Linked DNA regions of Homo sapiens: region 1 is linked to region 2. A link is a loop called in an ENCODE intact Hi-C map of the cell type or tissue named here. Cell type or tissue: heart left ventricle. All regions are shown on one strand. Each heading gives the region's core, and the rest is flanking DNA. Links, peaks and the distances in the headings are about the cores only. Region 1 overlaps SIL1 (SIL1 nucleotide exchange factor). Region 2 overlaps CTNNA1 (catenin alpha 1).

The links. Hi-C counts contacts between places; a loop is a spot of excess contacts. Peaks named below come from ENCODE experiments on the same cell type or tissue, not always from the same donor. Only the 100,000 strongest peaks of a DNase experiment are listed, where the experiment ranks them.
Region 1: a loop joins it to region 2, with 2.0 times the contacts of the local background. A loop is called at or near these places in 1 of 110 quality-filtered maps.

The regions. Positions count from the first base shown.
Region 1 is chr5:139,054,609-139,069,966 of GRCh38, reverse strand. The region is part of intron 3 of SIL1 (SIL1 nucleotide exchange factor); the gene reads left to right. Among named protein-coding and RNA genes, the nearest start is that of SIL1, 140 kb to the left of the region's middle. In heart left ventricle, for the core only: no CTCF peak of the experiment used is centred there; a DNase peak (open chromatin) is centred at 8,506.
Region 2 is chr5:138,828,964-138,844,321 of GRCh38, reverse strand. The region is part of intron 7 of CTNNA1 (catenin alpha 1); the gene reads right to left. Among named protein-coding and RNA genes, the nearest start is that of LRRTM2, 39 kb to the left of the region's middle. RefSeq lists an enhancer at 15,323-15,358. In heart left ventricle, for the core only: no CTCF peak of the experiment used is centred there; no DNase peak of the experiment used is centred there.

The DNA of each region.
Region 1 (15,358 bases), core at 3,972-11,971, 230 kb before region 2:
GCCCATCGAAACAGTAATCTCTGTGTTTTTGTATGTTAACTTTGTCAGTGTTCTTTACATCCCAAAGCACTTTGGTAGGATATAAAATCCTTGGCTCACATTTTCTTTCTTTGAGTACTTCATCTTCTGCTGGCAGTAGGCTTTGCTGTTAAAAATGCTGATGACAATCTAATTTTCTTTATAAGTTACTTGCTGATTTTTGCTTATATGCCCAAGTGATCTTTCCTTTGCCTTTAAAATCCAATTATTTTACTAGAATATGCCTTACTGTTGGACATCCCTGGTCAGTATTCTTAGGTATACAGTGTGTTATTTCAATACATAGTTTTAAGTATTTTTTTCATTTCAGGAAAGCTTTCTTGAATTATAATTCTTTTTTGTTGCTCGTTTTTATGTGAAATTAGATTTCTTGAGCTTTTAAAAAGAAACATGGTTTTTGGTATTCTGTTTGCTTGTTTAGGGTTTCTTATATTTATGTTGGGTCTTCTTTTGTCTTTCTTCATTGTTTATTAGTTTGTTACAAACCTTACTTTTTCCATTTCTGTTTGGTTTTTCCAACTTTCCTCCTTTTCATGTTCTATTTATCTTAAGGCATTTTCTGTTGTGATTATTTGTTCTTTTATTTCTGATTCTTCATTGAGTTCTAGCACCTCATTTCTTTTTATTTAATTTTTTTTTAGAGGCAGAATCTCGCTCTGTTACCCAGGCTGGAGTGCAGTGGTGCTATCATAGCTCACTGCAATCTTGAGCTCCTGGGCTCAAGTGATCCTCCCACCTCAGCCTCCCAAGTAGCTGGGACTGCAGGTGCATGCCACCATTCCTGACTGACTTTTTTATTTTTAGTAAAGATGAGGTCTTGCTGTGTTACCTGGGCTGATCCTGAAATCCTGGTTGCCCAGGCTGGTCTCAAACTCCTGGCCTCAAGTGATCCTGCTGCCTCAGCTTCTCAAAGTGCTGGGATTACAGGTGTGAGTCACCATACACAGCCTCTAGCACCTCATTTCTGATTTTTGTTATTGAGTATCTTGTACCATTTAACAAATGTCTTTAGTGCATTTTGAAACAGGAAGTTACAGTTTTTATATGTTTGTGGCCATGTCTTTCTGGCTTACTTTCATTGTATGTAGGGATGTTATTCTTTTCTTTCTTCTTCTTTTTATTATAATTTTATTGTATAGGATTGTACCATAATACTTTCTATTGCTCATTTTTATGTGAAATTAGGTTTCTTGAACTTTTAGAAAAAAGCATGGCTTTAATTACCTTTTCTAAATCCATAGTGCTTTCTCTTCTTTTTTTTTTTTTTTTTTTCCTTTTCATTCTGAGTCAAGCTTGAGAAAGTTTTCTCTTCTCTTGTTTTCAGGTAGTGTTCAAAAACATGGCAGCTTGCTTTATGAGGTTTCCTGGCTCTGTTTTACTCCTCCAGTTTTATCTGGACTCTGTTTCCTTTATTTCTGTCGTCCAAGTCTACTCAGTTTTGATTTCACTTCTAGCCGTATTTTCTCAGTGTGGGGCCCTGTCCTGGTAGGGAGCACTGGTTAATTTTGAGAGTTCAGGGGACTAGACAGCTGTGGCCCCTTGAAGTCCTACCCCAGACTTCTTGTCCTTGTCCACTGTTAGACATAGGTTCACTTGCTGTTACCCATTGGCCCACTATAATTTTTAGTGAATGCCTATCAGCTACTTAGGTGTTTTCTTGTTCTTAGGTCTCTCAGCCAACTTGTTGCTTCCCAATACCTTTGCACTTGGTTTTGATAGAAATGTTGCTCATGGGTTTAGTTTTGCTCTCTAGTCAGTCTGTTTTTATGTGAGGATTTGGTAGATTAGACGACGTTGCTTTTGCCACATTAACATATGTTCTTTAAAAAGAAAGATGAAATCATATATATGCAACTTATTTTTGCTTAGTTTTAGTGATCTTGTTTATGTCAGTACAAAGCTCCCTCTTTTTTGTTGAAGACTAATATATTCCATTGAAGGGATATGCTGTATTGTGTAACAAATCCCCTACTGATGGACATTTGTATTGCTTCTCATTGTTTACAATTATTAGAATGCTATAGTGAACACTCTATCCATATATCATTGTGCACTTCTGTGAACATTTCTATTAGATAAATTCCTAGACATAGCATCTGCTGGGTCAAATGGAATGAACAGTTACAGTTTTGATAGATGTTGCCAGATGCCCAAAAGCCTTGCACTAATTTATCCTTACCTACAGTTATTAGGATGCCGGTTGCTGCAAGGCCTTGCCATTATTGGCCCAGAGGCTCTTCAAGGTATGAGTGTTTATGTATGTGTTTTGAGAGTGATTTACAGTTTTCTCTAAGAAACTCATGAGACCTATGGACCTTTTTAGAAAAATGTAAATGTGTACTTAAAACTTTCACATATAATCTCAGAGGCTTCACCAGCTGGTCTCTAGTAATATTGTTCTTATTCTTGTTTTCCTAACCACCAACCACTTCTGCTTGATGAACTAGGAAATACTTGAATGTTTAAGGATAAAGAGCAGTTGTAGAGCTATGACCAATAGTTCATCAAATCCTGTTATCAGAGGTGATAATACTCTGAAGCCCATGATAAAGTCTGATGTGTGTGGTTTAGTAGTAGTTAAGAACTAAACAACACTTCTATCCCATTCTATTTTGATGCTTGCTTGTTTCTGTCTTTGCAATTCTCAGTCTTTGTATCTTTCTCTTATTTTCCTTGTGGGTTGAGGAGTGATGCTGTGGAATTAAAATACATTTAAAAATAAGAAGTTTATTTTCCCCTTATCCCAAGTTAAAGGCTATCTTTGCAACATCCTTCTGCCCCACATTTCAGAAAGAGGAAATTGTTTTTCTTTCCATAATGCTCACTCATCTTTGTTTTAGAACATATACACAATGGACATTCGCTATGTACCAAGCACTCTGTTCAGCAATGCAGGGAATATAAAGATGTTCTGACTTCAAGAATAATACAATCTATTGGGGAAAACTTGGCAAGTATTATAATTTTTATGGATTTGTTTCCCTCACTAGACCAGTGATCTCTTCAAGAGTAGAGAGGCAACATGGCGAAACCCTGTCTGTACAAAAATACAAAAATTATCTGGGTGTGGTGTGCATGCTTGTAGTCCCAGGTACCAGGGAGGCTGAGGTGGGATGATCACTCGAGCCTGGGAGGTCAAGGCTGCAGTGAGCCGTGATCATACCACTGCACCCCAGCGTGGGCAACAGAGTGAGACCCTGTCTCAAAAAAATAATAAATAAAAGTAAAGTAAAAAGAGTAGAGAGGCCATGTCTCACTTTTAATTTTCCTAAAACCTGGCACATAGTAGATGGTCAGTAAATGTCTGTTTAATGATTAACAAGAAGCCAAATGACTAAGAGAAAATGAATAGAGGAAGTGTCATTAGAAAAGAATAAGCAAGGCACTAGAGATTGAAAGGATGGAAAGATAATGTATAAAACTGCATGGAGTTGTTGCTCAAGCTAGCCTATTAAAAAATGGACTGTCACTTGAGCTTGGGAGGTCAAGGCTGCAGTGAGCTGTGACTGCACCACTGTACTCCAGCCTGGGTGGCAGAGCAAGACTCCATCTCAAAAAAAAAAAGCATTGAAATTTGACAGGCAAAAAGCAAGGAAAGAGATGGCATTAAGGACTAAGAAAAGCATAGGGGGAGTTTAGCCAGAGCGTGGGGTAGCTGTGGATGAGGGGCGATAAGGCAGAGAATATCAGCAAGGATTTCATTAGGTTAGGCAGGCCTTGAACACCATGAGATAGTATTATTGGTACTTCGGAGGGCAGCAGGGAGCCACTGAAGGCTTGTAAGAAGGAGAGTGCCAACAAGCCTGTCCTGGGGGATGCTGTACTTAACTGCAGTGGCACAAGGAGGGAACATTTATCTTTTCAGTGGGGGCTGGGTCTCATGATCTCCTGAAGTTCTTTCTAGCTCAGAATGCTGAGGTCCTGAAGTTATGAGGGATTTGCCTTCTCTTTTATAAATCTGAAATGGAAGTTTGAAAGAGGATATCAGAGAGATGACTTGTTGGGAGACGACTTCTGTCAAAAGTGATCCAGACCACAAGTAGTCAGTAGGGCCTGAATCTGCCTATGAATAGGAGGGAGCACCAAGGCCAGAGGTTCCATATACTTCTGCCTGGGTACTTGGAGAAGACTCAGGAGTGTATAGTGGGTAGAGTGTTTCTCATCAAGTGACAGCACAGAGTTCCCATTAGTTGCCCAGGATTGGGTGTATGGGGGTGCAGTTGGGGGCAGCATCAGCTGTTGTGAAGGTGGGGTGGAGGTGTGAGGCAGGCTGCTTGTTGGAAGTGTGCACAGCAGCAGCTTTGCTGGAGCACCAACCTTGTGTGCATTGGCCTAGAACATCCAGGCCTCCTTGCCCATGCTTGGGTGGGCACCTGTCAGCACAGCCCTCTGAGGAGCAGAAACCCAGAGCAGGGTAGCTGCTTTTATAAGCTCTTTGGTGCATTGTTGCAAAACTGGCTTAAGTTTGTGACTGAGCTAAGTTTATCAGGAAACCTGAAGCCCTTCTTCCTTGTTGCCAGCTGGCAGTTGTGCTCCTTTAAATCCTCCCCACATTTGCTTCAGTTTTGCTGCTGGATATGGCCTCTTTGATTTCTATTCTGATGTCTTGGGGAGTGAGACAGAGACTGACCCATCTTAAGTGGGTTTGGTGGCCTGCAGGTTGGCTGAGCCAAGGAAAGCTGTAGTGGGTGTTTTCGATGTGGTACAGGCTAAGTTTAAACAGCTCATTTGCTGCCCTCTCAGTTTGGATGCCCCGCAGCCCTCATTGTTACTGAATTTTTTGCAGCCTTAACAAGACAGCCTGACATGAATATTCTAAAAAATCATGTACTCTTCTTTCCTCTGCAGAACTCAATCAAGTATGTATTGAGAGCCGATTAACACTCAGTTTGAGCATCTATCATGGCATGGCCCTGGTCTTTTTCTCATAGCTGGGAAAACTGAACAAGTCACAGAGAGGCAAGAGCCAGGCAGAGAACATTATTGAGAACTCTCTGGTGTCAGCTCTGAGCATCTCCTATGCATGATCTCTTATTCCTGGCAGTGAACCCTGTGAGCCCTGTGAAGTGGGTACTCTGATGCCCATTCTGCAGATGAGTCATAGGTGTTATTTGCTCAAGGTCTCAGAGCTATTAAGTGGTGGAACTGGACCTGGAACCAGATCTTCCTGAGTCTGTGCCCTCTGCCACCAGCTGAACAATTGCCTAGGTCATCCGAGTGCTAAAGGCTGCAATTCCTTCTAGTGAAACCAGCAATACAAGTGAAGAAAGCAAAGCACAACACTACTTAGTAGGTCTCTCAATACCAACGATCCAAAACTTTAAACTAAAAGGCAGAAAATTTGGATTGTCATTACACTTTGACAGGTGAAAGGAGGCTCAGGTGAATAACCTCGTTTTGTTAAAGTTGCCTATATTTAAGGAGGGTGGGCTCCCCCAATGGGAGGTGGACAAGGACTTAGGACCAGTTGTTTATATGACTGCCGTCTCTGCACTGTACCTGTTGCTCCATCTGCCTCTTCTCCCACTCTGATTGTCATTTTCACCTCCCTGATCCCTGCACACACCACCCCACAACAATAAATAGAATGATGTGGAGTCCCATCCTTTAGAGCTGGTCTAGAGAGAAATTCTACCCTAAGAATTTTGCTGCAGGCATCCCTATGGATTTTTTTCCCCTTTTCATTGCTGGGAGTATCCAAACTGAGGGGCTTTTGTGGCAGGGCCACTAGGGAAATTGTAGAAGTCAGTAGTAGCTGATACTGGTCTGAAATAATTCATAGAACCATATTTGTCTGTGGAGGTAACAGGTGCTGTAAACGAGAACAATAAGAGCCAATTATGATGACAGGATTCCTGGGGACTGATAGGGTACGGGGAAAAAAGGATTAAAAATTGAAGTACAATATCTTGGCACTTTGCTTTTTTAACCCTTTTATTCAATCATGACTTCTGTTTGAGGAAAATAAATGAGAACAAAGGGTATGTTTAGAATACAATCTCTGTTTTAAATTTGACTAATGAGTGGTTTTAGCACTTTCATTTGGGTCTCAGTCAACCTGTATTCAGAGTGTCAATTAACCAATAAATATTATGAAAAACAAGAGTCAGAAATGGTTGCACCACTCCTGCTAATGAGCTGCTAATGAAATTGTACCTGGGTGGGAAATGCAGGCACTCTGGAATCCTCAAGAGTCTTCTCCAGAAAATGAGCAGTAGTGGTGCTAAGGCCTCTGGGAAACAGACACATTTAACTCCTTCACTTCCAATTTGTTTCCCTCCTTATTATGAAGTAAAGCTCATTATCAGTATCTCAGGGTTAACTTCAATTATAGTGAGAATTTAAAAAAATGTATTTTTGACTCAGTAATTTCCAAGTGGGATTAGAGAGCCGGAAGAGCTATAGCCATGCTGTGGTATACTCCCAACTGCCTGACCTTTGGTTTCTTGGAGGAACATGGGAGACATTGAGGGTAGAGATCAAAGGGGAGTGGAGGCATCAACTAGCTAGGAAACAGGTGTGAGATGCCCAGGATGGGTCTCCACATGAAAGTGGCCCCCTTTAGCCCCAGTTTTCTTTATTCCATCCCTGGATTTATTAAATTTGGGGGCTGTGGTAGGCCCCCTAGGCTGGTGGAAGGAGTGAGTAACTGCACATGCTTAAAGGTCTGATGCTTTTCTCAGTAGGAGGGCTGGCAGGGCCACAACAAGATTCCTAGTTTTTCTGGTCAAAATACTATCATCCTTTACTGCTGTCTCAATCTTCATTTCCTACCCATTCCTCTGGGTCAGGGTTTATTATGTCTGATTAGGACAATGATAACAGCCTGCCAAGTGGCCTCCCTGCTTCTTGTCTGCCTGTTTTATATGCTGAGCTCCAGGTGCTTCATATGGAGTTCCTCATTGCTTGCTTGAAAGCTGTTCTCTGGACTTGGAAATCTAAGTGTTGCTACTTCTCTCCCCATTTATGTCATACTTCTCAATGGCAGGCATTGGTCTTGTTCACTTCCCAGTATACTTCCCAGTGCCCAACACAGCAGTGGCCCTTTGTGGGCACATGGTAAGCTGTGGCAGAAGGAATGCCTGGAAAAGAGCAGACTCTTGCCCAGTCCTCAGGAGATGCTTGTGGACTAGCCACTTATGGAAAGAGGCTCACCATGTCCTAAATGTGGTTACTTTGAGCCTTGTGCTGATGATGGTTCAAGGTACCTCTCTCACTAGAACACAGGAAATCTAAGTAGCATTGATAGTCCTTGTCTGTGGAAAGCGTTACTCTTGTGAATTCTGTGTAGAATGGTTGGTCACCAGCTGTAGTTTGTCCTCCTTGAGGACTGGAAAGGAGACATGGGTTAGGGTGCTGTGGATGAGATTTTGGAGGGTAGTGGGGTAGTGGTGCAAGGGTATGGTGGGAGCTGTCAGGGTAGCTGTTCCCTGGGGGAAACTGGCGTCTTTTTTTCTGAGCGGCTTTCATGCAGCTTGGGGATTTCTACCCTTGCCTGGAAGCCATGCTGGGTAACTCTTCTAAGACCCGGCCCAGATTCTAGATTCTCTGTGATTCAGAGTAAAAATACATTTGGAGAATATTCCTATTTTTCTCAGTTTGTCATTGTTTAGTCCTTCTAAAAAATACATAAATATGACTATGATCCAGAATGGCTCATTATGTATTTTGCTGTTTAAAAAAAAGGTCTCCATTTTTGGTTCCCTTAAAAACACAATAACATTAAGTGTTGTTTCAGGGTTCAGCACCCTAGAGAGGTTTGTGCACGTTATTTGTTACTGGTTCCGTTCAAGTCCTGGAGACAGGATAGATGCTCATTTGTGTAAGGCAGGGATCTTGCCAAGACTTGTTCGGGGGTTTTGAATAAAGAAGCAGGAGGAGAGGGCTTTAGTAGTCATGGCAACTGGGCCTGTAAAGCCTCAGCTCTGACCAGCCCTATTAGGAGCTTGGAGGCCCCAGCGAGGTGAGTGGCATTGCTTCCTGTTCTATATTTTTGTATTCCTTTTGGTCTGGGGAAGAGGGAGCTGGCATTCAAGCTGACCTTTATGGAGGCCTACTGTGTGCCTTGAGCTGAGCTTGAGCTGTGGGCACCAATAATTGGTTCCTGCCCTTCAGAAACTCAGCATAACCGGGAGTTTTTACTCTTAACACCTACCTGTAGGACTTGACAAATAAGCTGTCTTTGCTTCATCCGGGTTGACATTTACCTTTTTGGGTTGTTTTTGGGACTGCTTTTTCTGGTGTACTTTTTATTTCTTCTGAGCACTGACACAGTTCTTTTTTCATTTGTTCTTCACAACAATGTAGCACATTAGGGAAAACAGACACGATAAATTCTTTTCAGTTGACACATAAGGGCATGAAGATTCAGAAACATAAAGGAATTTGGCTAGAGTCACCCAGCCAACAAAGATAGCCAAGTGAGGAGCAGAGTCCCAGGGCTTGCGGCATGGCCAGCCGGGGCAGCCTCTGGCTTTCTGCCATTGTGTCCACGTATGACTGGAAGTCCCTGGAGCAGGAAGTTTCCAGGCAGGAGCCTATGGAGGACATCCTGTCCTTTTCACCCCTCCTGAAGTCCCATAACTACCAAAGCTCTTAATGCCAAGGCAGACCCAAGAGCACCATGCATTCATTCCAGTTGGCCTGTCTTCGTTGAAGCAGGGCAGCCAGGCTCCACAGCAACCTCACTGTGGGCACCACCTGAGCAGGCCCTGTCACTGGGAGTCCAGGAGGGACAAGTTTCTAAGCACTGGACACTGGGATGAGTTGGGGCAAAGACAGAGCCAGGTATAATTTGTTAATAGGTAAAACTATCATTTCAGCAGTTACAAACTGGCCATATGTTTTGTTTGCCTTTTCTGTATTTAAGGTGGAATACTTTTAGAAGGGGCATTTTTCACAGCCCTCACCATTCATGTTTTCTTACAGATGAACCTCCTCACTCTCTTGCCTCCTGCCTCCTGTGGGCATTTGACATGGCTCCTACCTCCTGATCACTATTTCTTACCTGTCCTTCTGCCAGGGTTCCTCTTGTCCTGGTGCTTCATGGCCTCAGGCTTCCTAGGCTAATTTTCCCCTTCCTAACGTTCCAAGAACTTCATTCCTGGGTCTGTGTCTAGGCCCTGAGCCTTAGTTCTCTTTCCTGGCCCCTAGAAATATTTACTGTCACATTGAACTGTGTCTGATAGACTAATTGCTGTTCAAGGATTTAAAAAGAGATGGTGGAGGAATATATTTCTACAACCACTTTATCGAGATATAATTTATATACTATCCAATTCACCTATTTAAAGTGTACAATGGGAATAATTCTCAAATGTCCTAGGGAAGATTGGTAGAATGGAGAGGTGGTTTCTAGGCTATGGTGTTTTATGGACCAGAAAAACTTAAAAAAAAAAAAAAAATTGGAGGACTAAGGCCAACTTTTTATTTTGCTGAGTTAAGGGCCTTAACATGGAAACAACACACTATCTACTATCATTATCTCATCTTTTAAAAGGACATTTTAACACAAAAAAGCAACTATATAATTTCAGAAAAAACTGTTATTTATATTGGGCACTTTTAATTTCTTGTTTCGGGACCATTGGAATGAATGCCACAATAAACACCTCAAATCCTGGTGGCTTAAAAAAACAGTAACTATACAAAAAAAAAGTATGTAAGAGAACAGAACACTGTTCTTTTTTATAGCTCCGACTCTTAGAACCACAGTAATAGTTCACATACTCTTCATAGGCTCACCAAATAAACAGTTAAGCCAATCAGGATATGGAGGGGCAGGAGCCATAAAATGGAATACAAATACTAACAAATGAACCAAGTATTACTAATTAATAACATAACCTTAATGAATTGGACAGGGAAGAACTAACCCAAGTGACTTTGTGAAGCAATATTTTGACCAGGTACTGTAAAGCTAAAAACAGAACTGTACATACATGCTGTAATCTAGTTTGGTAAATGTATTTCTCACAGGGATATGGGTTAACAGTTTTGAAACTAGTTTATTTGTATACTAGAACAAAAATATATTGTAGATAATAAGAGCAGGTTTCTCAGTGTTAGAGAAAGAAGTTATAAATAAGTAAAGTGAGAAGACAAATGAGCCCGTGTATTAGATTGGAATCTGAACTATCAGTATAAACTTGTAGTTTTAAAAATATATACAGATAAATAGATATAGAAATATAGATGTGTGGATATATACACACAACAATAATATAGCAAGAAATATAGGTGTGTGCATGTATATAGATGTCTGTATGTATATATATTGTACATCTGTTGATGTCCTCTTTTGTTACTTTTGGCACAGATTATTAGAGAAAGTGAACTCAGTGTCCCTTAAACATTAATGATTGATGATTACATGGAGGGCCTGAATGTTATTCTAAATCATATATGTATATGTGGTTTAGAATATATGTAATATAATATTCTAAGCTGTATATATTAGTTTCCATGCTGCTAATAAAGACATACCTGAGACTGGGTAATTTATAAAGGAAAGAGGTTTAATGGACTCACAGTTCCACATGGCCGGTGGGGCCTTACAATCATGGTGGAAGGTGAATGAGTAGCAAAGTCATGTCTTTACATGGCAGCAGGAAAGAGAGCGTGTGCAGGGGAACTGCCCTTTATAAAACCATCAGATCTCCTGAGGCTTATTCACCATCACAGGAACAGCACAGGAAAGACCCACCCCCATGATTTAATTACCTCCTACCAGGTGGCTCCCATGACATGTGGGAATTAAGGGAGCTACAATTCAAGATGAGATTTAAGTGGAGACACAGCCAAACCTTATCACCACATATATATATACAAATGTATGTATGTCTATGTGTGTGTGTACATATACATATATATAATTAACATTTGTGTGTGTATATATAATTTGTATTGTTTATAAATTACCCAGTCTAAGGTATTTTGTTACACACACACACACACATACACATTTCTAGCTCCGCCTACTGAGAGGGCTTAGAAATACCAACACCCTAGTATTAATGAACACACCTAGCATCCAGATCTTGGCTTCTAAACACTGTTCTCCAATTGAAAAAAGAAAAAAGAAAGAAAAAGAAAAAAAACTAGGGCTCGTTAGAAGTGGCTGATTCCAGGGCTGGGGAAATGAAAATACAAGATGAACCTGGAACATCTTATGGAACCAGAAAGTAAGGAAATACTTTTAAAAAGAAAATGATGGTGGGGAGGAAGGGTTTTTCAAAGGAATGTAAGAGCCAACCTGAAGGCACTTCTGATTGCTAAGGCTGAAACAATTTGAGTAACAAAATAAATAATAATAGTGTTGGACCCATAGAATAAAATATCCATGAGTTCATACTCATACAAATAATTAGAGGAGTGACAATTTTTTCTTGGAGTGAAATAAATCCCAATTAATAAATGTGTAAAGAAGGAGGGAAGTAGCAAATTCCCATTAGATGATTACCACAGTGGTAAATGTTGCAGATGGATTCCTCTAATGGCATGCAATGGTTTTTAGAGTCAAGGGATGGATTTGTATAATCTGAAAGTATTTCCCCCATGATTTTTTTCTTGGTAATTTGGTGTTTTTTTTTTTAGTTTACCCACAGTGTTGTGCAATTACTGCCACTGTCTAACTCCAGACCACGAGTGGTCAATCCTCATTCCTTCCTTCCCACAGCCCCTGACAGCCATTAATCTACGGTTTCTATGGATTTGCCTATTCTGTACATTTCATGTAAAAGTAATCATATGATACATGCTTTTTTGTATCTGGCTTTCACTTAGCACAATGTTTTCAAGGTTCATCAATGTTGTAGGATGTAGCAGTATTTATTGCTCCTTTTAATGGTGAATAATATTATATGGATATACTACTTTTATTAATTCATTTATCACATGATGGACATTTGGGTTGTCCCCTGATACCCAGTATGATAGTATTAGAAGGTGGGGCCTTTAGGAGGTGATGAGGTCATGAGAGTTCCACGCCTCATGAATAGGATTAGTGAAGAGGCTTGAGGGTGCCTCCTGGCCCCTTCCACCATGTGAAAACACTTAGAAGGCACCTTCTGTGAGGAACAGGCTCTCACCAGACACTGAAACTGCTGGTGTGATCTTGGACTTCCCAGTCTCCAGAATTGTGAGCAATAAATTTGTATTGTTTATAAATTACCCAGTCTAAGTTACTCTGTTATAGGATTCCTAATGGACTAGGACACACTCTAAGACAGCCATTAAAGCAGATGCTTTTGGTTCCCTGCCCATACTTCCTGGGATCTCCTTTTCCTATAGGGGGTGTTTCTTCCCCAGCCTCTGTGGGGGTTCAAGACTCACTCTTGCCACCTGTTCCTGGACCCCTCTGAGGAGCCAAAGCTTCTTTGCCCAGAGCTTCTGCCTCCACCTGCTCTGGTAGCCTGCGGCCTCTGACTGCCAGGAGGGGGCAGGTGGGGGTACAAAGTCCTCCCTGCCTCCTCATTTCCTGTCAACTGGAGAGCACCCCTTAATAAACCATGTGCACATGAAGCCCTGACTTGTTTCTTCTCCGTGGGTGTCTCATCCTTCTTGGACCAGAAGGCTAGCAGTGATGTTCTTTTCTTTTCTTTTTTTTTTTTTTATTGATCATTCTTGGGTGTTTCTCGCAGAGGGGGATTTGGCTGGGTCATAGGACAATAGTGGAGGGAAGGTCAGCAGATAAACAAGTGAACAAAGGTCTCTGGTTTTCCTAGGCAGAGGACTCTGCGGCCTTCCGCAGTGTTTGTGTCCCTGGGTACTTGAGATTAGGGAGTGGTGATGACTCTTAACGAGCATGCTGCCTTCAAGCATCTGTTTAACAAAGCACATCTTGCAGCGCCCTTAATCCATTTAACCCTGAGTGGACACAGCACATGTTTCAGAGAGCACAGGGTTGGGGGTAAGGTCACCCATCAACAGGATCCCAAGGCAGAAGAATTTTTCTTAGTACAGAACAAAATGAAAAGTCTCCCATGTCTACTTCTTTCTACACAGACACGGCAACCATCCGATTTCTCAATCTTTTCCCCACCTTTCCCCCCTTTCTATTCCACAAAACCGCCATTGTCATCATGGCCCGTTCTCAATGAGCTGTTGGGTACACCTCCCAGACGGGGTGGTGGCCGGGCAGAGGGGCTCCTCACTTCCCAGTAGGGGCGGGCAGGCAGAGGCGCCCCTCACCTCCCGGGCGGGGCGGCTGGCCGGGCGGGGGGCTGACGCCCCCACCTCCCTCCCGGACGGGGCGGCTGGCCAGGCGGGGGGCTGACCCCCCCACCTCCCTCCTTGATGGGGCGGCTGGCCGGGCGGGGGGCTGACCCCCCCACCTCCCTCCCGGACGGGGCGGCTGGCCGGTCGGGGGGCTGACCCCCCCACCTCCCTCCCGGACGGGGCGGCTGGCCTGGCGGGGGGCTGACCCCCACCTCCCTCCCGGACGGGGTGGCTGCCGGGCGGAGACGCTCCTCACTTCCCAGACGGGGTGGCTGCCGGGCGGAGGGGCTCCTCACTTCTCAGTCGGGGTGGTTGTGGGGCAGAGGGTCTCCTCACTTCTCAGACGGGTTGGCCGGGCAGAGATGCTCCTCACCTCCCAGACGGGGCGGCAGGGCAGAGGCGCTCCCCACATCTCAGACGATGGGCGGCCGGGCAGAGACGCTCCTCACTTCCTAGATGGGATGGCGGCCGGGAAGAGGCGCTCCTCACTTCCTAGATGGGATGGCGGCCGGGCAGAGACGCTCCTCACTTTCCAGACTGGGCAGCCAGGCAGAGGGGCTCCTCACATCCCAGACGATGGGTGGCCAAGCAGAGACGCTCCTCACTTCCCAGACGGGGTGGCGGCCGGGCAGAGGCTGCAATCTCGGCACTTTGGGAGGCCAAGGCAGGCGGCTGGGAGGTGGAGGTTGTAGCGAGCCGAGATCACGCCACTGCACTCCAGCCTGGGCACCATTGAGCACTGAGTGAAGGAGACTCTGTCTGCAATCCCGGCACTTCGGGAGGTCGAGGCTGGCGGATCACTCGCGGTTAGGAGCTGGAGACTGGCCCGGCCAACACAGTGAAACCCCGTCTCCACCAAAAAAATACGAAAACCAGTCAGGCGTGGCGGCGCGTGCCTGCAATCGCAGGCACTCGGCAGGCTGAGGCAGGAGAATCAGGCAGGGAGGTTGCAGTGAGCCGAGATGGCAGCAGTACAGTCCAGCTTCGGCTAGGCATCAGAGGGAGACCGTGGAAAGAGAGGGAGAGGGAGACCGTGGGGAGAGGGAGAGGGAGACCGTGGGGAGAGGGAGAGGGGGAGAGGGGGAGAGGGGGAGAGGGAGAGGGAGAGGGAGAGGGAGAGTCAGTGATGTTCTTTTCATGACAATAGCAGAACATGATACAACCATGCAAGCACATTTCAAACATCTGTTTGCGGCCCATTTGCTAGCATCCCACTGGCCAATGCATGTGATAAGCAAAATCCAAAGTCAAGGTGTGAGAAGGCACACTCTGCAGTAGGAGGAACTGTAAAGTCACATGGCAGAGAGTGTGACAAGCAGGGAGGAAAAAAATTGGTGACGATGTTGCAGTCTACCATAGATTATCCCCCAACCCAGAAAACAAGAGTTGTTATCTGGGTCCTGGCCTGTGACTGAAGTCAGTGACAGTGTCAGTGGGAGTCAAAATTCAAGCATGAGGTGGCCTTACTCAATATGGACAGGGCTTCTGCTTAATATGGATGGGTTTTCTAGGCTAGGATAGTCAGCCTTGGGATCAGCTCTGAAGGAGCTGGAGGTGGGAAAACAGACACTGTAGGCTTTGCAGGCCTGTTTGCCTTCCTGGATCCAGACATTATTTTCTGCCTGTACCCTTGCTCTCCATCCCCCTAACTTGTTACCTGTATGTATCTTGTTTTCTCTTTGCTCTGATTTGCCCTTCCCCTGTGTTCTGGTACATTTTCATCTGTCACAGGGGCTCTCGAAGGATACAGGTCAGATTATACTATCTTTCTAACTTGGACATTTCCCCAGTGGAGAAGTATTTGAAATACTGCATTTCCTGTTGCTTTTGCCACTGCTGCTGCCATGACGTGTTTAGTATATTTTAAATGAACACAACCTGTATTTTGAGTTAATGCTGTTGTGGTTGCTCTTGCCCCCTGTGGTGGCTTATGTGAAGGGAGTAATTTTGGAATTTTCATCAAAATAACTAGATTCACATAAGAACCTAGTCTCTTCTTTGGCGAGCTTAGCACACTATAACCTATTACTTCTGAAGCTTATACACTTACATGCTTTTTTCTTTTCCATTTCTAACTTTGGTCAAAAGTTTGAAAATTTTA
Region 2 (15,358 bases), core at 4,705-12,704:
ACAGAACTTTAAAAATATGACTCTGGGGCCAGGTGCGGTGGCTTGTGTCTATAATCCCAGCACTTGGGCATGCCGAGGCAGGTGGATCGCTTGAGTCCAGGAATGTGAGACCAGCCTGAGCAACACAGCAAAACCCCATCTCTACTTTTATTTTTAAAATTTTAAAAATTTTTAAATTTTTAAAATGCTCTGCCTATGGAGTGGCCATTCTTTATTCCTTTGCTTTCCACAAACTTGCTTCCACTTTGGTTTAAAAAGAAAAATTAAATTACTTGGGGAAGGGCCAAGTCTCCAAAAAAAGCCTTAAGAATTGCACAATGGAATGCCTAGATGAATAGGCAATGATCACTTTTGACCTTCTAAAAAAAGTGCTTACTTTTAATTTAGCCAAGAAAATTCTGCACTGTTCAGTAACTACAGTAGACTCCTTTTGGGGGAATCCAGAAACCCAAATTGAATACAGTGACAAAGGGTTTTACTTCAAGGACACATATACAGAAGAACCCAAGTACAGCTGGGCCACTGCCCCTAGAAGCGGCCATACAGGAAGCCCAGGACACTCCTCTTAGCTGGCTATCCCATTCTCCAATCTCAAATGCCTGACCCATTCTCACCCTCTTTGCTGCCTATCTAATTCATAGCTGCTACTCAGCCATAAGTTCACTTTGTCAAGACCCCTATGACCCTGGCTCTACATAATGGCATCATTTCCTTTTTCAGTTTCCATTACTAATTGCATCATTTTCCCATTATTTACCCATACAAATCCCCAAGAGAATCTAATTGGCTTAAGAATCAGCATAGGCACCAGCCAGCCTATAAAATGGAGAGTGAGAAGAGGACTGAGTGGGATAAAACAAGGCCTTCCAGGGGTTGCAAAGCATGCAAATGCCCTCCGAAGGGTGTACATATGGCAAGGACTGTGCTCTCAGACATCTAACATGCTAACACCTACTCAACTAACCATCATGGTGATGACATGTCCTTTAAAAAAAAAAATTATTATGAGTTTTTTCTAACATAACCACCAAAAGGATTGAGAATACTAAATGAACTCCCTCACTTAACCATTACCAAACTTTAAAAATCATCAACTTTCTGCTTTCTTGTTTCATTTATCACCTTTCCATTGGTTTTTCTGCTGGAATGTTTTTAAACAAATCATACATCTCACTCTGTAAGGAATTATCTTGTATGTAACCATTCCTCCTAAACCAACTTTCATATCTGTTCAAATCTTGAGGGTTAAGGATAATTCACACTTGATCAATACCTTAAATCCAAAATATACAATTATTGCTGTTTATTAACATAACCCCCAAATTAGTGTAATTCCAGGTTCAGAGTGGTTTTAAGAAAATGGTTAATGGAGCATTGGATAGAAAAACCTAGTTGAAAAGAGTAGTTTGATTTTTAACCTCTACAGTTGGCCAATATGAAAGCCCTGTAGAAAGCAAGTAAGAGGTGGCCAATGGTGTCAGGTGTTTTTTAACTGCCATGATTAGAAATTTTAATTTTAAAATTGGATTTTTATCTGAACGCTACAACATTTAATATTGCTTTGAAAAAGAAAACTCAAACAAATTTCTTAACCCATTTAGGCCTGGTGTTCCATTACTGCAACGCTAAGCTTCTGGGAGCTATTTATATCCTACTGCTCAAGGTCATCATCAAGGTCTGATTTTCCACAACAAAAAATTTGCAACCTCTGGCATAAATGGGTTAGAGCCTTGAGTCTGTTTCCTTAACTGAAAAACTTTAACGGCATAAGAAAAACCAGTTTTGAAAAGGTGAGGGAGGTGAGAGGATCCTTTATCACAACAGAAATCACTAAATAGTATATATTAATGGCCAATTTTAGAAAACAAACAATTTTCCTATATACAGTGGCTTCGGCTATTTTTCAGCAAAAATACAGAATCTTCAAAGTAACATAAACAATATGCTCTGCTCCTGGCAACAAGTGTGTTTATTAGTATGAGCTTAAAAGATTACAGTTCAGTATTACTGGTCTTTGTGTGAAAAATGAAGTCTCATTCTGTTTCCCAGGCTGGAGTGCAGTGGTGCCATCATGGCTCACTGCAGCCTCAACTTCCCGGGCTCAGGCTCTCCTCTTACCTCAGCCTCCCGAGTAGCTGGAACTACAGGTGTGTGCCACCATGCTCGGCTAATTCTTAATATTTTTATAGAGATAGAGTTTTGCCATGTTGCCCCGGCCGGTATAATTTTTCTAATAAAATATCTCAGGTCATTTTATACCAGGAAATAGTAAGCAATATTCTTACAGACACAAGAGCAAGGGCAAGCCAAAACATTAATCTTTTCACTCCTAGAAGATGACTTTCATGTTTGAATCTATAAAACCAGTAATTCTCTCTCAAAGCAAGGAGAAGTAATTCAGGCTAATATGTTCCAGTGTTAAATTTAAAGGACGGTTAGCCCTTAAGGAAGCCTTGAAATACGATGTCACACTGTATTCAACTTGGTAGATTATTATAAACTGCAAACATTAAAGTGTCTTCAACTGGGGTTAAAACCAGAGCAGGAGGCCAATCATTTCAAAACATCTGAAAGTAATACTTGTAGGATATTTACTGACCAGATGTTATTTCAGCATAAAGTAACTCAAAGGAAATATCTTCCTTATGTTTCCAAATTATGACATTACAAAAAGCCCTAATGGCAGTTTTGAGAGAATGACCAAATGGAATTGGTGCCCAACAGTCTTTGGTTCTATATATCCAATATTCCTCTTCAAAACAGGCCTGGTGCAGTGGCTCATGTCTGTAATACCAGCATTTTGGGAGGCCAAGGCAGGTTGATCACCTGAGGTCAGGAGTTCAAGACCAGCCTGGTCAACATGGTGAAACCCCATCTCTACTAAAAATACAAAAATTAGCCGGGCGTGGTAGCGGGCGCCTGTAATCCCAGCTACTCAGGAGGCTGAGGCAGGAGAATCACTTGAATCCAGGAGGCAGAAGTTGCAGTCAGCCGAGATCACACCATTGCACTCCAGCCCAGGTGACAGAGGGAAACTCCATCTCAAAAAATAAATAAATACATACATACATATATACATACAACATAATAAAATAAAATAAGCAAGCCATTGAGTTGCTGGCAAGGACTTCATTAGCAGTCATCAGATATGAACAAAGATTCAACTGAAAATGAATAAAATAATCCCATCTAAGAATAAAAACATATTCCACAGACTTGTGCCCTTCTAAGTTGGCATTATGACTGAGAAATATATCAACCAAAGAGGCAACTTTCAACACAGCAGGTCTGAAGTCAGAAAGGAGGAAATCTCCTGTCTCCGACAAGGACAGTTTGGAAACTCAATGCTCATGACAGAACCTGAACTACCCATCATGAAAAGCAGAATGGCATCCTTTTATGTAACTATATTTAATGAGGGGAGGAGAGGGTTAAAGACAAAAAATAAATAAATAAACATTATGGCTAGTTTGAGGGCAGACAAACCGAACACACAAACCCAATTTGTTTAATCCTTAACTGCCCTAGTCACAATGAGTTTTTATTTACTACCTTAAATCCTCTAAGACACCTAATTTTAAAAAAATGTAAAATGAATGGATAAAAACTATTAGGGTAGAAAGTTATGATTGATAAGCTTTTAGTTTTACATGTTTGTCACATATGGGCATTCTAAACTAAATAGGTGGCCTCCCACAACTATTAATTGGCTACATTTAAACAATCACAATATTTTTAATAAATCGATTTTTTATTATCAACACATGACAACTTTGCCAAAAAGTAAAGCCTACTCCTTGGGCCAAAAAGAATAACTGAAGGAGAAACTATATTATATTTTTCCCTAAAAACACCAATTTGCACATTTGCACATACATTTTATAGTTTTACGTTCACACCAAACATGGCATTGCACACACAAACACACGAGAGGAGAGGGAGAGACCTGTCAGCTATGATTAGATGCCTGAACTACAAAATCATGCAGACTGGAAATGGAGACTGCCACTTTGGCTCTTTGCTAGAGGCAGAGAGCAAGCAATGGAGCAGACACAGAAAGCTATAAAGCACCTGTCACAGAAGGCATGTCCCTTGGTCCCCACCTATCCAGATCCCTGTTCACCCTATTCTTTGCTACACTTTATTTTCTGTTCTTTTGTTCCAAGGCATCTTGATATTTTTTAATAACACCACCCATTATATCCCCATCTTCACGGTTTTACTTGGTCTTACTTGAGAGATTCTCTGTGCATTTTAACAAGGTCAGTTAGAGGGGCAGCTATTAATGACCCCAATTCCAGCCAAGAAAGCTGCCCTGGGGAGATTACATTACTTGATCAAGCTTTAACAAGTTCTATTCTATGGAAGTATCAGCTTACTGCTCATCATCCATGGCATCACATGTGAAGAGCACCACCAGGAGTATCTCTGGACTAAAAAATCAGAAGCCTTAGTTCTAGTCCTAACTGTTCAAACATGGGTGTAACCATGGCCTAACACTTCACTAGTTTCAGACTCAGTTTTGAAAACACTGGTTGAGTTTTGGTTCTGGCTAAATGTAATAAATATACTCCACCCTGTCTGTCCCACTGAATGTAACTAAAGATCCTGAGCAGAACACATGGAGTGGCAATCCAAGAATTGAAATAAAGAATGGTCGAATCTACAATTAAAGTTGGAGACTGCAACACTCTTATCTCAGTAATTCTTAGAATAATTAGATCTTTCCCCCAACTAAAAAAACAGCAAGCTATAGAACAATGCCATCAACCAACTAGATCTAAGTGACACTTTCACTCCACCCAACAATAACAGAATACAGGCCAGGCACGGTGGCTCATGCCTGTAATCCCAGCACTTTGGGAGGCCAAGGCGGGTGGATCACCTGAGGTCAGGAGTTAGAGACCAGCCTGGCCAACATGGGAAAACCCCACCTCTACTAAAAATACAGAAATTAGCCAGGCGTGATGGCGGGTGCCTGTAATCCCAGCTACTCGGGAGGCTGAGGCAGGAGAAATCACTTGAGCCGAGATCATGCCTCTATACTTCCAGCCTGAGCAACAGAGCAAGACTTCGTCTCAAAAAAGAAAAAAAAAATAAAAAGCAGAATACATATTATTTGTCAAGTGCAAACAGAACATTACAAAGGTAGCACTGGGTCATAAAACAAGGCTCAATTAACAAATTTAAAAAAAATTGAAATCATGCAAAGTTTATGTTCTCTGACCATATGGAATTAGAATTAAACTAGAAATCAGTAACAGAAACATAGCAAGAAAATCTCCAAATACTTGGAAATTACACAACATACTTCTAAATAAGCCAGTGATCAAAGAAGAAGACTCGAGGAAAATTTTAAAATATCTTGAACTGAACAAAAATGAAAATATAGGCCGGGCACGGTAGCTCACGCCTGTAATCCCAGCACTTTGGGAGGCCGAGGTGGGAGGATCATTTGAACTCAAGAGTTCAAGACCAGCCTGGGTAACACGATGAGACCCGATCTCTTAAAAACAAACAAACAAACAACAACAAAAAAATAAAAATAATTTTAAAATGAAAATACAACGTATCAGAATTTATCGGATGCAGACAAAGCAGGGCTTAGATTAGGGAAATCTATACCACTATATCTTTACACAAAGAAGAAAGGTCTCAAGTCAATAACCTAAGTTCTCACCTCAGGAAACTAGTAAAGATAGAATAAAATAAACCCAAAATAAGCAGACAGAAAAATAAATAAATAAAAAGCAGAAACAGATGAAATTGGAAGTATTAGAGGAAAAAAAAATTAATGAAACCCAAAGCTGGATTTTTCAAAAGATCACTAGAATTGATAAACTTCTGGCCAGATTGACAAAGAAAGAAAAAATAAAACAAATTATCAAGAATAGTTATGAAACAGAGAATACTGCTACAGATGCTAAACAGTAGAAGGATAGTAAGAGATTACAACAAACATCTCCATGCGTACAAAATCAACTAAGTGGATAAAATGAACTAATTCATTGAAAGCCACAATCTTCCAAAATTTACCCAAGAAACAATACATAACTTAGTTTTATATCTACTGAAGAAACTGAATTTATAATTTAAAACCTTCAGAAAAATTAATTGGTTGGGCTGGGTGCCATGGCTCACGCCTGTAATCCCAGAACTTTGGGAGGCTGAGGTGGGTATAGCATTTGACATCAGGACTTTGAGACCAGCCTGGCCAACATGGTGAAACCCTATCTCTACTAAAAATACAAAACTTAGCCAGACATGGCAGTGCACACCTGCAGTCCCAGCTACTGGGGAGCTGATTGAAACAGATTAAAAATTGGCAAGTTTCTATAAAGGACCAAATAGCAAATACTTTAGGCTCTGGGGCCATGCGGTCTCTTTAGAAACTACTTGGCCAGGCATGGTGGCTCACACCTGTAATCCCAGCACTTTGGGAGGCTGGGGCAGGCAGACTGCTTTCAGTCCAGGAGTTTGAGACCACCCTTGGCAAAATGGCAAGACCCCATATCTACAAAAAATACAAAAAATTAGTCAGGCATGCTGGTGCACACCTCTAGTCCCAGCTACTGGGGAAGCTGAGATGGCAGAATCACCTGAGCCTGGGAAGTCAAGGCTGCAGTGAGCTGTGATTGCACCACTGCAGTCCCAGCCTGGGTGGCAGAATAAGACCCTGTCTCAAAACAAACAAACAAAACCAAAAAGAGGAGAGAGGAGAGAGGAGAGAGAGAAGAGAGAGGAGAGAGGAGAAGAGAAGAGAAGACGGAGGAGTGGGGAAAGGGGGGGGAGGAGAGGGAGGGGAGGGAGGAGGGGGAGGGGGAAGGAGCAGGAGGGGGAGGATCAAGAGGAGGGGGAGGAGGAGGAACAGGAGGAAAGAAGAAGAAAAGAAGGAGGAGGAGGAGAAGGAAGAAACAACTAAATGAGTATGGCTGTGTTCCAATAAAACTTTATTTATAAAAATAAGTGGCAGGCTAGACTTGACCTGAGAACTATAATTTGTCAACCCCTAGACCACATGATAACGAACGTCACTTCCAAATTCTACCTTCACAATTTTATACTTCCAAGGTCAAAAATCGCTTTGATATACACTGCAAGAAAAGAATGAAGCAAATGCTATCACAGAGAGATAATTGAGTCTCACTTCAAGACTTGATAGAAATGTATACTATAATTTTTTATAAAACCAAACTAACCACTTTAGCCAAACTAGTCCTGAATGAATCATTACCTCGAAAGGACGAATCAACATATTAATGTGTGAAAAACCATCAAATTTCCATATTAATAGTGCTTTGGAAATGAACACGGTGTATGATTATAAACAAAACCTAAAAATCTAAGACACGCAAATCTAACGGTCTAAGTTTTTTAAACTTTGTGACATTAACAACATAAAAAACTTTTTTTAAATGTGGGAAAAAATATCAAAGAAAATTTATAGTGCCCATCGCCCCACCAGCTAGAGATAATTACTAATAATCTGATATATTTAGAGGTTATTACCTGTTAATTCAGAAATACTACTTTAGATATGAAGTCTTTTCAACCCTGCTTGATGGCTAAACAGCACAAAGTGATATAAAGGACAGTCTAACAGCAATCCTGAGGAGGCTAAACTCCTATCCACCTGCTGCCTAACACTGGGCAGGCTTACATGCCTGCTCCATCATTCTGATTTCAAAACCACTACTGCTCCATCAGGCCAGCATCACTTCAACAAATACATAAACATGCATCTTTCTGGTATTAGAGATTAAGAACTTGCCTGCTAAATACTGCAATGCGCAATGCCAGGATAGCTCATAAATGGGAAGTACTTCAAACCTCTTTGAAAGCAACACAAATATAACTGGGGTAAGATGTCTTTCTCAGAGTTATGAAGATCTTTTAAACTCCTTATCTTGAACCGTAAGAAAATCACAAATTAATTTTTGACAAAGTGTTTTCAAATTAAATAAATGCTGCTCTACAACATGGATGAACTTGGAGGGCATTATACTAAGTGAAATAGACACAGAGAAAACTATTGCATGATTTTTACATGTTCTCTAATAAATAAAAACAAGAGAGTAGAAAGGTGGGTTACCATATGGTGGGAGTAGGGGACACTTATGTCAAGGAATACAAAGTTGCAGTTATGCAGGATGAATAAATCTAGAACTCTTGGCCAGCCATGGTGGCTCACACCTGTAATCCCAACACTTTGGGAAGCCAAGGCAGGTGGATCACTTGAGGCCAGGTGTTCGAGACCAGCCTGGCCAATAGCACGGAACCCCATCTCTACTAAAAATACAAAAATTAGCTAGGCTTAGTAACACAAGCCTCTAAACCCAGCTATTATGTTTGGGAGGCTGGAGCATGAAAATCACTTGAATCAGGGACGCAGAGGTTGCAGTGAGCTGTGATCGTACCAGTGCACTCCAGCCTGGGTGACAGAGCAAAAAATAAGTAAATAAAAAATCTAGAGCTCTAATCTACAGCATGAAGCCTATAGTCAATAGCACTGTATTGTATTTGGAAAACTTGCTAAGAGAGTAGATTTTAGGCCCTCTTACCACCCACACAAGGTAACTCTAAGATAACAGATATGTTAAATGGCTTCACTGTAGTAATCATTTAACTATGTATATCTAAATATCACCTTGTATACCTTAAACATATACAGTAAAAATAAAATTTATTAAATAAAAAATAAAAATAAATGCCGCTGTCAAAAAAGCAAGTCCTACACAGGCTCAAATTTTGCATTCAATGCATCATCTACTTATATAAACTCTCCCAAATCCTGTTTATTAGGCAGCTCACAGAAAAGCTTACACTAACAATTCAATAAAATAATCTTCAAATGCCTCTACAGAACTATGGACTACTAATTTAGGTAAGCATCTCTTGCAGAAAACTCAAGAGTTCAAAGAAAGATGGAAATCATACCATAACTGTATAACAAAACTCAGCCTCTGTACCTGCAAACCACAGAGCCCATTTAAACAGCTACAGCACTCAAGTACCACCAGTCTAGCATGGAAAATACTCTAAAAGCTCTTTTGCTCCATGTCAGGCCTCTGAGCCCAAGCTAAGCCATCATATCCCCTGTCACCTGCATGTATACATCCAGATGGCCTGAAGCAACTGAAGATCCACAAAAGAAGCGAAAATAGCCAGTTCCTGCCTTAACTGATGACATTCCACCACTGCGATTTGTTCCTGCCCCACCCTAACTGATAAATTGACTTTGTGACAATACACCCTCCCCACCCTTGAGAAAGTACTTTGTAATATCCTCCCCTGCCCTTAAGAAGGTACTCTGCAATATTCTCCCCACCCTTGACAATGTACTTCATAAGATCCACCCCCTGCCCACAAAAAATTGCTCCTAACTCCACTGCCTATCCCAAACCTATAAGAACTAATGATAATCCCGCCACCCTTCGCTGACTCTCTTTTTGGACTCAGCCCGCCCGCACCCAGGTGATTAAAAAGCTTTACTGCTCTCAAAAAGCCTGTTTGGCAGTCTCTTCACACAGAGGCAAGTGACATTCCACTCACTTCAAGCAGCTATCCCAGACCTGGATCTATTTTACTTAGTCTAGGATATCCAATTTTAGAAATTTAATACTGAAATTTAGATTCCAGTATTTATTTTAGTTCTGGGGGTATTTAATTTTAATGGAAAACTCTGCCACCATTAAGATGTTATAAAATCATATTTGTTAACTTGGGACGATGTACAATGGTAAAAGTATTAAGAGTTCAGACTTTCAGGTCAGACAGATCTGAGCTCAAACTGCACCTGTGTGTATATGTATTTTTGAGCAATTATCAACTCAATAGGGTTATTATGGGGATAAAATGTCTCTCAGCACAATGGCTGGCATATGGTAAGCAGTGTAAAAGTATGGACAATCATTACTAACAACATTTTTAAAAAGAAAAGGTAAGAAAAGAACAGATATAAGTGTACATATACACAGATCCGAATTAAGTCTGGAATGTTATACACAAAAATGAGTGGTGGGATTATGGACAATATATAATGAACACAGAACTTTTATAATCAGGAAAAAATTAAGCTACTCTAATTCTGAAGAAAAGAAAAGTGTAGCCACAACATAATGCAGTAACAAGCTCTTCAGAGTCCTTCAAAAGCTCTGGCTATGCTAAAGAGATTCCAGGAAGGCATTTGCAAAACTGAGAAAGGATTAACATCTAAATTGAGTGCTTCACTTCACTATAATAACAATATATCTTTTCAAAAGATCTTTGAAAATGAACATTAGCTGCATACCATTCATACAATCCACATCAAATTTACCCAAATCGAATTAAAATTTTATACTTGATGTATTAACATAGTCATATTCCTCAAATATACATCCAGTCCAACCAAAGTATGTCCAGTTACTGCATTCTTCTTTTGGGATCCTACAACTACTATGTCCAACGTTTTCAGGCAAGAACAAAGATAAAATGTATCCTTAAGAAACATTATCCTTACAAGGTCCTAAATTGAACCAATTTTCTTCTATCTAAAACTACAGTTTTAAGTATTAAAAGAATACAAGTTATAATAGCTACTATGCATGGACTACCATGCCATTCTGGACATTGAACAAAGTTGATCCTAACCTCTCATCTACTCACCTTAGCTGGTTGGTTACTTATTGGTTAGAACTATCCAACAGAGATACAATGCAAGCCAGAAATAAACCACCCATATAATTTTTATAACATATATACAAGTTATAGATACATATATAACCAATGTAAATATGATTTTTCTCGTAGCCATAAGTGAAAAGAAACAGGTAAAAATAAAGTTTAATAGATTTTATTTAACCCAATATATCTAAAATAATATCAGTGAGATAATTCACATTCTTTTTTCTATACTAACTCTGAAATCTGATGTACTTACAGCAAACTTCAATTTAGACTTGTCACATTTCAAGTGCTCAATAGCCACATATGGTGAGTGGCTACCACACTGAATAGCAGAGAGCTAGAACTACTTAAGCCCATGGCATGTGTTTGTTCTTACCAATTATAAGCCCTAACGCCAGTCAGTCAAACACGACCATGACCTGCTGGGCAAGACTGCTCTGGTCAAAACCAAATGGAGTTCATTTCAAAGACTGAGGGTCCTTTATGTTTCAGACATTGTATTAAGTATATTCAGATTTGGAGGTTTTGGGGAAAGGGTAGGTTTTGCTTATTTGTTCATTGAGGAGTCAGGGTTGAAGGGGGGTATGGTAACAGAGACAAGTTTAGTTCCAATAAATTCTACTATTGGAAAAACACATGCCTTAAAAAACGGAGAAAGGAACATATTAACAGTCAGCATATCCCTCAGCAGAATGAAAGGCATGAAATAAAGAAGTCAGCTGTATAAAGCATAGAGCCCTTCAGAAGTCTTTCTCAGTAGCACTGAAATAACTCAGAGAACATTAAAACACACAACTGGGCAACCAAGTCAGCTATGTATTTGAAAAACAGAAATTTTAACCCATTAACCAGACAGCAGACTGTTTTAACCCATTAACTTAATAGTCTGAAACCTAGTTCTACGGATATTTCATGTTTATAGGCAGAAAACACTGAGAGAATTAAAACTGTTATTTTATGCTCTGCATAGAAGAAGAAAAGAAAAAAACCTGAAAATATATATCCCTAAATGCTAATAGTAGTGGTATTTTAGTAATTTAATGCACATGTCTGAATTTCAATCATGAAAAAAAATGGTAATAACTTTTTCAAATTTAATTACATTTCATTTTAATTTCAATCCATTCACTTTTAAACCTTTTAAGATTATAACATCCATCCAAAGCTGTTTTTCTCTCTCACAGGCAAAGCAACTTTAGGCTGACAGAGCCAAAACAAATTAAACTTAACCACAATAACCACATTTCATTTCAAGGAAACCTGGAAGTCATCTCTGAAACTACAAGGATACACTGAAGGGTCGCAAAACCTCCACTGTCATGGGTCTGTGATATTTCCCTAATGTTAAGTAAGTAGAGGTCAAATGCATTACTTTTATGTCAATATTTCCTTAGAGTCCGTATAGTAAGTTAGTTGTAGAGCCAAGACTACCTACCAACTCTTCATCAAACCACTATGCAAGCAATAACATTAAGGCTGCTAGCCTCCTGACCCTTGGAAACTTTAAAAGGGGATTTGGCCCTCAGCTGATGAATTAAATTTAACTCTGCTCTAAGATATCACTTTCACTTAATTGCTTATTCCAGAGTATTTGGTTTAATTTTTTCAACAAATGTCATCTGTATAGTGAAAGATCTAATAGGAAGTAGAAATAAACCACACAGCCTCCTCCTTCATCCACTGTAGAATGTAAGGCCCATAAGGGTAAAGGTCTTTGGTTTTTTCCACCACACTATTACCTCCTTAGCACCATGAAAATCCAAAATTATTCATTTTATTCATTCCTACAAACCAGCATGAGTTCATTAAGCAAGCATTTACTGAGCACCTCTTGCAGCATTATACTAGACCATGAATGAATATTTTTAAGGAGTTGTCATGTTCCAAAGGCTTAAAAACCTAGTTGCAGAATAAAATGGATAAAAGAAATGCAATTAAACAACAATTCAAGGGAGTATACAATAAGGCACAAAACTTCAAGCACCAAAGAAATAATGTAAGATGATGTAGTTTGAAATGGCCTTCAGCAAAGAGATGAAAAACAAATGTGGGGCCTGAAGAAAGAGTAGATTAGGTTTACATAGGTAGGAAGGGAATTTCCAGAACATAATGAACAATGCCCTAGTACTAAAGACAGGAGCTCAGCCTGGCCTGGGCAGGCAGAACAAAGTGGAAAATGGAGAAAGTGAGGAGACACTGAAGTAAGGTAATGGCAGTGGGGACAGAAAGGGACAAACAGAATAAACTACCAGAGCAGTTTTTCCACCTTAGTTGCACACTGGAATCAACTGGGAAGTGTTTTAAAATAACTGACGCTTGGATCTTGACGCAGAGATTCTGACTTAATTGGTCTGGGGTACACCTGAAACATCAAAGTTGCCCAAGGACTGTAATGTGCATCCAAAGTTAAGAATCACTGCCTCAGAGAAAAAGCCAGTGGAACCTGGTAATAAGCAACACAAAACGAAGAAAGAAGACACTTTACGAATGTGTGTCCATAAAAATATTAATAACAACATGAGAGAATCCAAGAAACAGAAAAAGTGAATATTATGTGAGCCTTTCTGGACTTTACAACAATGTTTATACAAAGTTCCACGTAGTAAACAAGTATTAATTAATGTAGGTGATTTCAATTCTCCACATAACATAATTTGTCTAATATTTTTCAACAGAAATAAAATGAACCATTTTTTTAAAATCAAGATAGAAGTTAACCAAAAGATTACAAAATAAATCTTCTAGAAGAGAAAGCCTCCTGGATTTCCCAGATAGAAATAACCTCAACCTCCTTGCAATTTCCACAGCATTTTGGCTGTACCTATGATGACACTCCCATTAAACCCCCTATAGAAACTTTGTCTGTTCCAGAAGGGAGGGATCAGAGCCTCATTCCTCCTCTTACATTGTGCCCAACACACTGCTTTGCATGTGTCACATACTCAGAATGAACTGACTGACAGGCAGACATTGCTGGTTATATTCTGACACTCACTAGAGGTTCTAAATGTTTTTGAATGCTTCATAAATAAGCAAAAATCTATCCCCAGTTGCTTCTGCTTCTTCCAGACCCTTTTATCATTCTAAGCTTTCTTCAAGTGTGCTCCACTGCCCTCACCGTTTATCCTCACTCCAGTGCTTTTTGACAGGACCAAGCCTGTTCACTGTTACGTGAATCAATAAAAGGAAACTAAAGATTTTTACCTTTAGGAGAAACATACCCAGAGACCATCTCCTAAAATACATTTCTAAATCTCAAGAAGATTTCTTTCTTTTGTGCTTTTTTGTTTTTGAGACAGAATCTCGCTCTGTCGCCCAGGCTGGAGTGCAGTGGTGCGATCTTGGCTCACTGCAAGCTCCGCCTGCTGGATTCACACCATTCTCCTGCCTCAGCCTCCCGAGTAGCTGGGACTACAGGGGCCCCCACACCACGCCTGGCTAATTTTTCTGTTTTTTGTTTGTTTATTTTTTGGGTTTTTTTTTTTTTGAGATGGAGTCTCCCTCTGTTCCCCAGGCTGGAGTGCAGTGGCGTGATCTTGGCTCACTGAAAGCTCCGCCTCCTGGGTTCACACCATTCTCCTGCATCAGCCTCCAGAGCAGCTGGGACTACAGGCGCCCGCCTCCATGTCCGGCTAATTTTTTTGTATTTTTAGTAGAGACAGGGTTTCGCCACGTTAGCCAGGATGGTCTCTATCTCCTGACCTTGTGATCTGCCCGCCTCAGCCTCCCAAAGTGCTGGGATTACAGGTAATTTTTCTGTATTTTTAGTAGAGACTGGGTTTCACCATGTTAGCCAGGATGGTCTCAATCTCCTGACCTTGTGATCCGTCTGCCTTGGCCTCCCAAAGTGCTGGGATTACAGGCGTGAGCCACCGTGCCCGGCCAAGATTTCTTTCAAGATCCCTACCATAATACTCAAATTTCAGCCTCACATCACACATTGTTCCAGTTTTCATTTAAGAATGCTACTGCAGTCTCCATGTCTTCAGTATAAATGAGTGCTTCCCACCTTTTCTTACACTGATGGCATGAATAGACAGTACTGTTTGTATGGCACTCTAGGTTTCGAAACCTCAAGGTTACTCATGACCAGGGGTGATTGGCCCAAGAATGTGACCAACCTCAAGACTCAAGGGATATCTTATAGACTGATTAGGAGGCTCTAAAACGGAGCAATCGGAACAGATTTATCACATCCTCCTTCCCACCAAAGTCTGTTTTTGAAGTGATTTCCTCATCATAACTACATAAGACACTTTTACACCATTTCCAGCACTACCCATGATAGCAGATGACTGATCCACTTACCATGAGTTTTTGTTCCCCTGTTTAAGACTGCAACATTGTGAGCCATTCTGCAACATATCCATCTTTTAAAATATTTTCTAATGTTCAATCTTAGCTATGGATTTTTAAATGTGTCCCACATTTTCACTGTGACTTAAAAACCACTTTTTCCATTTGATTTAACAAAACCTCTAATCTCATTTTTCTTAAGTAGACTGCCTATAATCAAAACATGGCTTTTTTTTTTGAGACACTCTCGCTCTGTCGCCCAGGCTGGAGCACAGTGGCGCGACCATGGTTCACTGTAGCCACAACCTCCCAGGCTTAAGCGATTCTTCCGCCTCAGCCTCCCGAGTAGCTGAGACCAGGCGTGCGCCACCATGCCCAGTTAACTTTTGTATTT